2 separate regions of the Homo sapiens genome follow, and region 2 is linked to region 1. The links are chromatin loops, found by intact Hi-C in ENCODE. Cell type or tissue: ascending aorta. All regions are shown on one strand. Each heading gives the region's core, and the rest is flanking DNA. Links, peaks and the distances in the headings are about the cores only. Region 1 has its middle 56 kb from the start of KIF13A. Region 2 overlaps KIF13A (kinesin family member 13A).

Region 1 (5,379 bases), core at 297-5,296:
GAGATACTTGCCATCCATACACATAGAAGCCCAAACCTGTAATGGTGCATTTAATCCTAGGCAGTTCCTTTCTAGAAAGATAGCTCAAAAATATAGGAAAATTCAAAGAGGAGTGAAAATCTAGTAAGATTCAGAGATAGTGTTAAAGAGAAATATTAAAAGATATTTTAGATACCAGATACTTATTTTTAGTTAGTTAATTAGTTGGTTGTTATAATGGCATTGGGGTTACATTTTTAAATGCTTGTAAATTCTGAGATATATGTAGATGTATATAGGAGTTAAATTATATAATACTAGGAATTTGCTTTAAAACACTTCATTAAGAAAGGGAAGGAAGGGAGGGGGGAAGGGAGGGAGGGAGGGAGGAAGGAAGGAAGGAAGGAAGGAAGGAAAAAAGGAAGGGAAGAAGGGAGGGAGGGAGGGAAGGAGGGAGTGAGGGAGGGAGACAGAAGTAAAGCAAATGTGGCAAAATAGTGAATTTGAATCTAGGTGATGATGTATTCATTTCCTGAGGCTGCTGTAACAAATTACCTCAAATTGGGGGGCTTACAACAACAGAAACTTATTGTCTCACAGTTCTGGAAGCCAGAGGTCTGAAATCAAAACAGGGTCTTGCTCCCTCTGAAGGCTCTAAGGGAGAATCCTTCCTGCCTCTTCCAGCTTCTGGTGGCCTCAAGGGTTCTTGGCCATGGGCTCGGGCTCATAACTCCAATCCATTTCTCGTGATCACATGGCCTTCTCTTCTGTGTCTGTGTCTTCTCTGCTTCTGTCTCTTATAAGAATGCTTATCATTGAATTTAGAGCCCACTAGATAATTCAGGATGATCTCATTGTCAGATCTTTAATTATATCTGCAAAGACCTTCATTCCAAATAAAGTCACATTCATAAATTTTCAGCATCAGGACATGGGCATAACATTTTCAACCCACTACTGGACGTATGATATTATTATACTATTCTATTTTCTCTCTTTTTTAAGTAGTATTGAGTACTTTTTAAGATTTTATACTAAAAAAGTTTTTTACATTTTCGCTAAGCATTGAATTAGCAGAATTCAAAGAATTTTGTATTGTATTTTGCTAAGCATTGAATATGGCAGAATTCAAAGCAGAGAACTTTATAGCTGAGGCAGAAAGTACTGGGAATGTTCAGGGAACAGAGACATGTGAACTGATAAGGAATAATAGGGAGAAGCAACTTCCTTCCTTGTTGTCAACCAAACAGACACAGATACTGTACATAAAATAGTGCAAAGGAAGCATAGAATTCTTTCCAGGCTAACCTGATTCCATTTCCACTAGCATTCCCATCAACCTTTGCCTTTCTCTTTTCTAAAGGAACTGACGATGCTGGAGAGGAGGGATACGAGAGCCTCAGGCCTTTTTGTAAAACAACATTTTAGCTTCCAAATTAGGTCATGTCTATCCTGGGCCACACTGATTCAGGCTGCTTGTCCTCACATTAATGGTAATGTGATTGTTCCTATGTCAGGGCTGGCAGGGCTAAAAGCATGTCAGGTATGTTATCCACATATCTTCCACTTTGCTTTTTAGCACCTTCATCACCTCTAGGAAGATAACTTTCCCAGATACTAAAGTCAAGAAGCCACTCGAGCGCACTTCCTTAATTCACTTCCAAAAACGAAACGTTTTTTACTCTAGGCCCAGGACACACTCACAGCACAGAGAGCATGCAATGGGCCACGTGGTGCATGTAAGGGAGAAGGACCTTTCAATGGGAGGAACGAGGAGAAGGATGAGACTTCTTTTTTGCTTATGTTCTCTCTTCCATGTGGCTGGAAAAGTAGGAATGGCCTGGGGGATAAAAGTAAGGCTAGGGTATAGATGCTAATGTGAAAAGGGACGGCCTGGAGTTGCGCAAGTCACAACCTACACAGCTATATGTGGTGGCCCAGCTGGCCCCCACCTTATCACAGTAAGGAATACCAGATGAGGATTTAAGGTCATAGCAATATTAAAGAATGTTCATTTTGGCTGGGAGCGGTGGCTCCCACCTGTAGTCCCAACACTTGGGGAGGCCGAGGCAGGCAGATCACTTGAGGTCAGGAGTTCGAGACCAGCCTGGCGAACATGGTGAAAACCCCCTCTCTACTAAAAATAAAAAAAATTAGCCAGGCGCGGTGACAGACACCTGTAGTCCCAGCTACTCGGGAGGCTGAGGCAGAAGAATAGCTTGAACCTGGGAGGCAGAGGTTGCAGTGAGCCTAGACCACGCCATTGCACTCCAGCCTGGGCAACAGAGCAAGACTCCGTCTCAAAAAAAAAAAAAAAAAAGAAGAAGAAGAATGCTCATTTAATTTCTTGCCATGCTAGCTACCCCTCAGAAAAGTGTCAGTTTCCTCAGGCTAACCAACTAACATTGCCAGGCGTGGTGGCTCATGCTTATAATCCCAGAACTTTGAGAGGCCGAGTCAGGTGGATCATCTGAGGTCAGGAGTTCGAGACCAGCCTGACCAACAAGGCGAAACCCCGTCTCTACTAAAAATACAAAAAATTAGCTGGGTGTGGTGGCAGGCTCCTGTAGTCCCAGCTACTCAGGAGGCTGAGACAGGAGAATTGCTTGAACCCAGGAGACGGAGGTTGCAGTGAGCCAAGATCGAGTCATTACACTCCAGCCTGGGTGACATAGTAAGATTCCATCTCAAAAAAAAAAAAAAAGAAAGAAAGAAACTAACACTGAAGCAAATAGAAGCTTTTTGGCCATTTCCAGTGTGAGATTCCCACAGCATGACTCACCCTGCCACGGAGCTCTGGAGGGGAGCACTGGTAAAGCAGCTAAAGCCTTGACTGCTGCAGTCAGCATGGCCTCCAGGAACAACAGTGCTCTGCTGAGCAGGCTCCATGGGCCCTGCCCACTGACATCCACTTGTCAAAGTGGTGGGGTTAGGCAGCATGTTTTCCACCAGCCTCTTATGGATGTGGGACCGGATGGAGCCTCTGACCTAGGCAGGTATGAGCTGACTGTGACTTCTAGCCTGAACATGGCCAGACAGCTTCTTTCTGCCAGCAGCTTGAATGGAAAAGTAACAAGAAAAGGGGTCACTTAGCAGGAGAAAGAACAGAAAACAAAAGGATGCAGACACTGATGTCCAAGTGTTACAGGATCTCTGGGGTGTCAATTTTTCTGGTGGGAAACCTCTGCGGCCGAAGCACCTTTGCCCGAGTTCTCACCCTGCATCTAGGAAGAATGAGGTACACAGACAAGCGCAGGGTGGAGAAGAAGAGTTTTATTTAGTGTTAGAACAGCTCAGAGGAGTGGGTGGCTCAGGGCAGCGGAGGGGGTCCTTCCTGGGGCTGCTGAGGGTGCAGGCTGCAGAGACACCTGGCTCCCGCATCTAGGAGGGTGGCTGCAGCCACACCCTCACCCAGAAAGGCAGATCCTGCCTGCTGCCAGCCCTCCCCCAAGAGCACAGGGAGGCTCAGATGAATCCACAGCTACAGTTTGGGTTCCTGTAGCCCCACCCAGGAGAGTGGGGTTCCTGCCTGCTCTGTAGAGCAGGAGGCCTGGGTCTGCAGCTGCATTGGGCGGCTATAGCAGCACCCGGGGAGCTCCTGTCCCAACTCAGAAGGGGTGGGGCTCTCACCAGCTCCATGGAGTGTGCTGCCATCACAACTAGGTTTGTGTCCAGGATGGCCAAGCCAAGGAAAAGAAGGAGCAGAAACTATGAATATGCAGAAGAAACTCCCCTTGGGGAGAGGAGAGGATATAAGAAGAGAAGCAGGGGACCTAGCGTGTCCTAAGAGACCACAGGGAAAATGACAAAGGAAGAGAAGTGCTCTCTTTGTTGCAGGACTGGAGAGGCAGAGGTGGAGTGTCATTCAAAAAGCCATGTTAAATATCCTAACACAAACTTCTACTGGAAAATTTTAAAGTAATACAAAGTGCCAAATGTGAAGTTTCATGAATCTTGGCTGGCAGCAAACCACTGAGGATGATATGACCCTGGAAATCTATGTCAGAATCTCAGCTGGGTGAGGATGGAGCATGTGTGAAGTTGAAGTGCAGTTTTATCTAAGAGGGCAAAGGTTTAAAAAGATTGAGAAACTGGCCAGGCACGGTGGCTCACGCCTGTAATCTCAACACTTTGGGAGGCTGAGGCAGGTGGATCACCTGAGGTCAGGAGTTCAAGACCAGCCTGGCCAACATGGTGAAACTCCATCGCTACTAAAAATACAAAAAATTAGCCAGACGTGGTGGCACGTGCCTGTAATCCCAGCTACTTGGGAGGCTGAGGCAGGAATCACTTGAACCAGGAAGCGGAGGTTGCAGTGAGCTGAGATTGCGCCATTGCACTCCAGCCTGGGCAACAAGAGCGAAACTCCATCTCAAAAAAAAAAAAAAAAAAAAAAAAAAAAGATTGAGAAACTCTTCCCTTATACTTTCCTCACTTTTTCAATTCTCTGAATTCTCACTCTAATTTCCCTCTTGAAGATGCCCTTCTTTGATACCTGGGGAGCAGAGTAGAGCCTCTATAAGAGCTCTTTCTTCTATTTTAATGACATTGGTTTGCCTAAGAATGAAATATTAGTCCAAAAGTGAATGTGGACATTAATAATAGAGGCCAGTTATACCAAGCCAAGAAAAGCACTTAAAAAAAAAAACCAGCATTCAGAGGGAACAAATAATTTTAGCTGTCAAATCCAAAAATTGTGTATCTAACCCACTGAACTGTGGAATTTATTTTCTTACATAGCAAAAGATTCCTCAACTTAGTCAACAATCAGGCTACAAATTTCCGCATATCCATCTTTTTTTTTAAAGCAAAAAGTGTACATCAGTGTATTTAAAAAAATTTTTTTTATCTTCTGTAAATGTTATATTCTTAAATGTAAATTCTTAATGTAATGCACATCTTCAGGCCTATTAGAGAGAACACAAGGAACAAATTGCTCAGTGAAAAGCACATGAACTTCCATATTAGAAAGGAGTCCCAACTCTGACATCCCCCTCCTTTCTAGCTGTTTGATTTGGGAAGAAATTGGTTTAACGGTTTAACAACTGTCTTTTGGGTTTTTTTTTTGGTGGGAGGGACAGAGTCTAGCTCTGTAGCCCAGGCTGGAGGGCAGTGGTGCGATCTCAGCTCACTGTAACCTCTGCCTCCCAGGTTCAAACAATTCTTCTCCTCAGCCTGCTGAGTAGCTGGGACTACAGGTATACGCCACCACACCTGGCTAAGTTTTGTTGTTGTTGTTGTTGTGTTTTTGGGTTTTTTTTTTTTTTTTTTTGAGACAGAGTCTCACTCTGTCGCCCAGGCTGGAGTGCAGTGGTGCGATCTTGGCTCACTGCAAGCTCAGCCTCTTGGGTTCATGCCATTCTCCTACCTCAGCTTCTCAATAGCTGGGACTACAGGCGC
Region 2 (5,379 bases), core at 153-5,152, 75 kb after region 1:
CACTAACATCCCTAGAAAGAATTCAGTAAGAGGATTAGGGAAAAGGAGGTGCATGTCATTAACACTCATGGCCAGGCCTATCCAGGACGCAGATATTTAAGTCAAATATTGCATTAAGATTAATAAAGAAGGGGGTTAGGGGAGAAAAGAAAAGGAAAGAGAAAAGAAAACTACCTGGTAATTGAAGCAGGCAAATTGCTGGAAGCATGTAAGCGATCTGAAATCTAGTTACTTTCACACTGCCATTGGATCTCCTCTCTCAGCATCCTGATATATATATATAATTTTTGTATTTTTAGTAGAGACAGGGTTTCACCATGTTGACCAGGCTAGTCTCAAACTCCTGGCCTCAAGTGATCCCCACCGCCTTGGCCTACCAAAATTTTGGGATTACAGGCATGAGTCACCATGCCCGGCCTGCTTTTATGTATTTCTATACACAAAAACTTAAATTGAATAAATGGATCAAAAACTGTTCTAAGAAAGCATGCATGAATCCCTTATTTAAGAAAACACGGCCGGGCGCGGTGGCTCACGCCTGTAATCCCAGCACTTTGGGAGGCTGAGGCGGGCGGATCACGAGGTCAGGAGATCGAGACCATCCCAGCTAACACGGTGAAACCCTGTCTCTACTAAAAATACAAAAAATTAGCCGGGCGTGGTGGCGGGCGCCTGTAATCCCAGCTACTTGCGGGGCTGAGGCAGGATAATGGCGTGAACCCGGGAGGCAGAGCTTTCAGTGAGCCGAGATCGCGCCACTGCACTCCGGCCTGGGTGAAAGAGCGAGACTCCGTCTCAAAAAAAAAAAAAGAAAACACAAGTAAATACACAGGCATTTAGGTTTGTATGGTATATTTTAAAACTTTTTAAAAGAAAATAATAAATTCAAAGGAAACTAGAATGCTTCTGTTAAATATCCTAAATATATTTTCCAAATTTTAGTGGGTCAGTAAATGAATGCCAAAAACCAAAAGATTTCCCAAGTAAACAGTTCTGGGGTAAAATATATTCATGTAAGGGATGCCAGAGAACCAGATATGCAAGTAAAAATATTTCTCTATTCTGAATTTTAACAGAGAAGCCCTCAAGTTCATCCTCTCCAGGATGGTAAACCCTGGAACAAGAGTCCCCAGCATAAGTATGGGGATAATAAAGTCAGTTGCCTCAGGAAGAAAAATAAAAGTATAGAAACCTAATATTATTGAACACAGTGTGTCACTAGCTTCAGCCAGTCATTTCCTCAGAAATCATTTACGACTAAGTAGTATTGGCAGTCTATGAATCCCCTATGCTAACTAAAGCCTAGTAACTTTATATCCAATTAATATAAATATAATTAAGTAGTACAACAAACATTTAGTGAGTATATACTATGTCTAAGATGGCAAAGGGCCAGCCCCCAATAACTAGAGTACAAAGCAGAAGATATCACGATTGGAGGTAGAGCCTCCAGCCGTGTGGTCAAAACTTATTGCTCTGAATAAAGACAGTGACCAGTTCAATGTCCGTGAAGAATCTGTACAAATGGCTTATCATACCCTCTAGACTGCAAACTCCTTGAGAGCAGAGCCCCTTGTCTTATTTGTCTTTTGTTTCTTCCCTCTTCCTTTCTCGAAGCAGCTGGCACATGCCTTGTACATAGTAAGTGCCTTGGATGTTTCATTTCCTGTACTGCCAGAGCTATACACCCAGAGGTGGTGTGTGGTCCCAGACTGGATGAGTGGACCCTACACCAACCTGATGTAGATGTTTTATAGTTGAATATAATGAAAGATATGGATATAGACTTTTATTATAAGAGCTGTGCCTAGGTAGATGAGTCTGTGGGTAGAAAGTCCTCAGGTTGTGTCTGTCACATCACTGGTGGTTCTAGTGCTTCTAGTCTGGGCCCTCTGAGACCTCTAATTTCTGCATTAAATTGTTACATAATGATAGCCTTTGTGCTGTCATGTGGCTTTTGGGGGTAATGGCAGTACAAATGTAGCTCTGGACCCTTACAGCTTTGGCTGCTACTGCCTTTGGCTGACAGGCAGAGGCTGTAGCTGCTTAGGACTACATGAGATAAGTAATGGTTGGTCCAGCCAGGAGGTCACCAGTCTTTGACAAAGTTCACATTTTTAATGTTCACTGCACAACCTATGGAGCAGCATTAGCTGCAGATTCTATGCAGGTAACTAGTGGAAGAGAATTCTATCCTAGGCAAAGTTGTGAGGTCGGGATGTTTCATTTCCTGTACTGCCAGAGCTATACACCCAGAGGTGGTGTGTGGTCCCAGACTGGATGAATGGACCCTACACCAACCTGATGTAGTTGGGCATTCTTGTGAGTCAGCATGAGAAGCTGTTCCTCCTGTTGTCATAGGGAGAGAGGACTGGAGTGAAAGAATTGAGAGAAAGGAGAGGTACTGGTAGATTGCCAGGGCCTCTTCCTCCAGCTCCACCTGGAGTCCATTGCCTGTGAATCTGGGACAGCCCTGTGAGTGGCAGGGCTGCTGGCCTGCTTACTCTTCTTTCTCCTGGTGAGTAAGCGGGGATCTCTGGGTTCTTCTCGTTCTCTGGTTCCTAATTGGCCATTGGGTTGATGCTGCAGCTTCTGCTTACTCTTGTGGCAGTTTTCAACATTTTTTTGTTCCCCACTGCAGCACACATGTCAAATAATATGCCTACGTTTGTCAGTCCCCCAGGGGTTCTCAGCATTGTGGGCAATTCTCAGTATGCCGTCCAAGAATGTACATTGGAATGGAAGTCATGTGAAAATGGCAGTCTACAGGGGATAGCTTTGAACCTGTTTTTATTTATATTTTTAAATAAGCCATTTGCAGGCTTTATTAAGCATTTATTAAGACCTTCACAGACTTTATTAAGTAAGCTTTTACAGACTTACTTAATGAGCACCTTATTAACAAGTTACTTGTGATGCATCTCACAGTGATTGTCAAACATCAGCGGGTCCTAGTCCCATGGTTGAGCCTTCTTGGTTCAGAAATCAGAGCAGGAAGGCAGATGGCTCAGTGGCTGGGCAGTTGGGAGCAGGAGGAAACCTAACACTGCAGGTCTTTCCTTTGGAGAGTAAAAGATGGGGAGCAGCTTATACAAAGTTGTTGCTGATAGCAGTCTGTGTGTGGGGGCATCATGACTATGGAAATGGATAACCAGGCATCTCTGCTCCTGACACGTGCAGTCTTCCAGAAAGACTTCGGATAGTTTTCTCTGCCCTAGAGAAGTTTAGTTTTCCATCCTTGAGTGATTGAGCATAAGATGAGTTCTCTCTTTCTTTATTCATAAGAACTTTGTTTTTAATATAGCTTTTTTCTAATTATAAATGTGATGCCCATTCACTGTTGAACACTTTGAAAATATAAGATATTAGAGGTAAAATACAGTTTACTCATTCTTTTAACATTGTGATGCATTTTCCTTTTTCTGTGCTTGGTAGTTTATACCACTGAGTGAATAACTACTGAGTTTTTAAGATTATGAAAACACAGCAATTGCATATTGCCTTGAGGCGGTAGCACTATCTAAAAATTTACAGCACTAGGTTCAGCTGAATGTTTAGTCCAAGACAAAGTTCTGCCTTGTTGAAATTTTCTGTTTTGCTTTATCTTTAACATTTTCCTTCACCAAAGTTTTTATCTCCTCGGATTACTTTTCCCCTGAGAAAGTGCATAATACCAAAAGGGAATAGAGTGTCTACTAAATCAAGTTAGGTACTGCTGGAATATTTGGTATTTTCTTTCCCTAATTAAGGAAGCAGTATTAGGAGCATTACCTCTGGAGTCCAGGTTCCCTCAGCCTGGACCTGCACTTCCCAGCTGGGTGATTTTGGGCACGCTGCTTAACCTCACTGTGCTTTAATTTCCAACTTCATGTAAAATAAATAATACGCTTTGAGTATTTACAGCAAATACTCAAAAAATGTTAGATATTTTTCTTAGTGTGTGTTATTATTGTTCGTGCAATAATAAGAATCATAAGACAGAAGGATGAAGCTGAAGTAGTGAGACACATAATGATGTTAACAATAAAAACAATTTTTGATACATTTCTCAAAACTATCTGATGGGAAGGATGTGGTCAAGTGAATCCATACCGATCCATGTTGAAACCATCAAGCACTGTGTTGTGTTGGGATTAGATCTAGGAGACACTCTATATTTATTCACCCCTCCTTTCTTGTTAGTGCTCAGATTGTCATACTTGACCATTAAAAGTCTTCTAAATCATGGGTTTTTTTTTTTTTTCAGAACTTTTGAAAGAATCCTGCTCACTGTCAAAAAAAAAAAAAAAAAAAATTCAGAGTCTTGAATATTAACTGTTTCAAGATATTAAGTCCCTTTAGAGGAAAAGGACATTAGAGACAAATTCTAATGGGTATACTAGGGTATTCTCATGGGTACTAAGGTTGCTATGTTAGGCCACTTTAGAGATGGAAATAAAAATAAAATAAAAAATAGCACACATAAAAAATAACGCATACATACACATAATTTTTATGAGTTGACTTTGACAATTTTCATTTTAGCCTTACTTTTGGTTTGTTTTGAGACAGAATCTCACTCTGTCACCCAGGCTGGAGTGCAGTGACACAATCTTCGCTCACTGCAACCTTTGCCTCCCGGGTTCAAGCAATTCTCATGCCTCAACCTCCTCACTAGCTGGAATTATAGGCACACGCCATCACATCCAGCTAATTTTTGTATTTTTAGTAGAGATGGGGTTTTGCCATATTGGCCAGGCTGGTCTCAAACTCCTGACCTCAAGTGAACTCCTAACCTCAAGTGATCCGCCTGCCTCAGCCACCCAAAGTGCTGGGATTACAGGCGTGAACCACCACGCCCGGCCCCATTTTAGCCTTACTTTTATCCAACCACCTACTTATTTGAGAAATAAATAAAGATTGTACGTCTTTTTAATTTTACAAGCAAATAATTTGATGAGTTTGTGGTTATTCCTTAATCTAAAATTATGACTAAAGATAATGTGTTATCTATCACCAAAAAGACAAACATAAATTAACAAGGTCAAGATCAACCCTGTTAATAAAGCCACTGGATAAGTAATGAGATTTAACATCACACATATCTTTATTGCTATGCTCTGAAAACATCTCACTAATGAAGCACAGTTAAATTGCTTTGTTTTGAGTCACTTGTAATAATTTATTTTCCTTCCTGCTGCTAAAAAGAGAATGGAACTTTTGACTCAGTAAAAGCTATGTGAAATCTTGTAAGGATTGGAGAACCATTTCTGCATGTGAACTCTGAGTTTCTCTCAATAATTATTGAAATACTGGTTATTAAAATGGTCTGTAGGAGATTTGAATCATATACAACAAAAGCCTTATTCATCTCTACCTATGATATTTCATATTTGAATA

What was found. A loop is a pair of places that touch in the nucleus more often than their neighbours do. Peaks named below come from ENCODE experiments on the same cell type or tissue, not always from the same donor. Only the 100,000 strongest peaks of a DNase experiment are listed, where the experiment ranks them.
Region 2: a loop joins it to region 1, with 2.8 times the contacts of the local background. A loop is called at or near these places in 1 of 110 quality-filtered maps.

The regions. Positions count from the first base shown.
Region 1 is chr6:18,040,809-18,046,187 of GRCh38, reverse strand. No RefSeq gene overlaps it. Among named protein-coding and RNA genes, the nearest start is that of KIF13A, 56 kb to the right of the region's middle. In ascending aorta, for the core only: a CTCF peak has its summit at 2,809; DNase peaks (open chromatin) are centred at 2,777 and 4,257; H3K4me3 peaks cover 1,240 bases; H3K27ac peaks cover 5,000 bases.
Region 2 is chr6:17,965,359-17,970,737 of GRCh38, reverse strand. All of the region lies in intron 2 of KIF13A (kinesin family member 13A), which reads left to right. Among named protein-coding and RNA genes, the nearest start is that of KIF13A, 20 kb to the left of the region's middle. In ascending aorta, for the core only: no CTCF peak of the experiment used is centred there; no DNase peak of the experiment used is centred there; H3K4me3 peaks cover 633 bases; H3K27ac peaks cover 4,894 bases.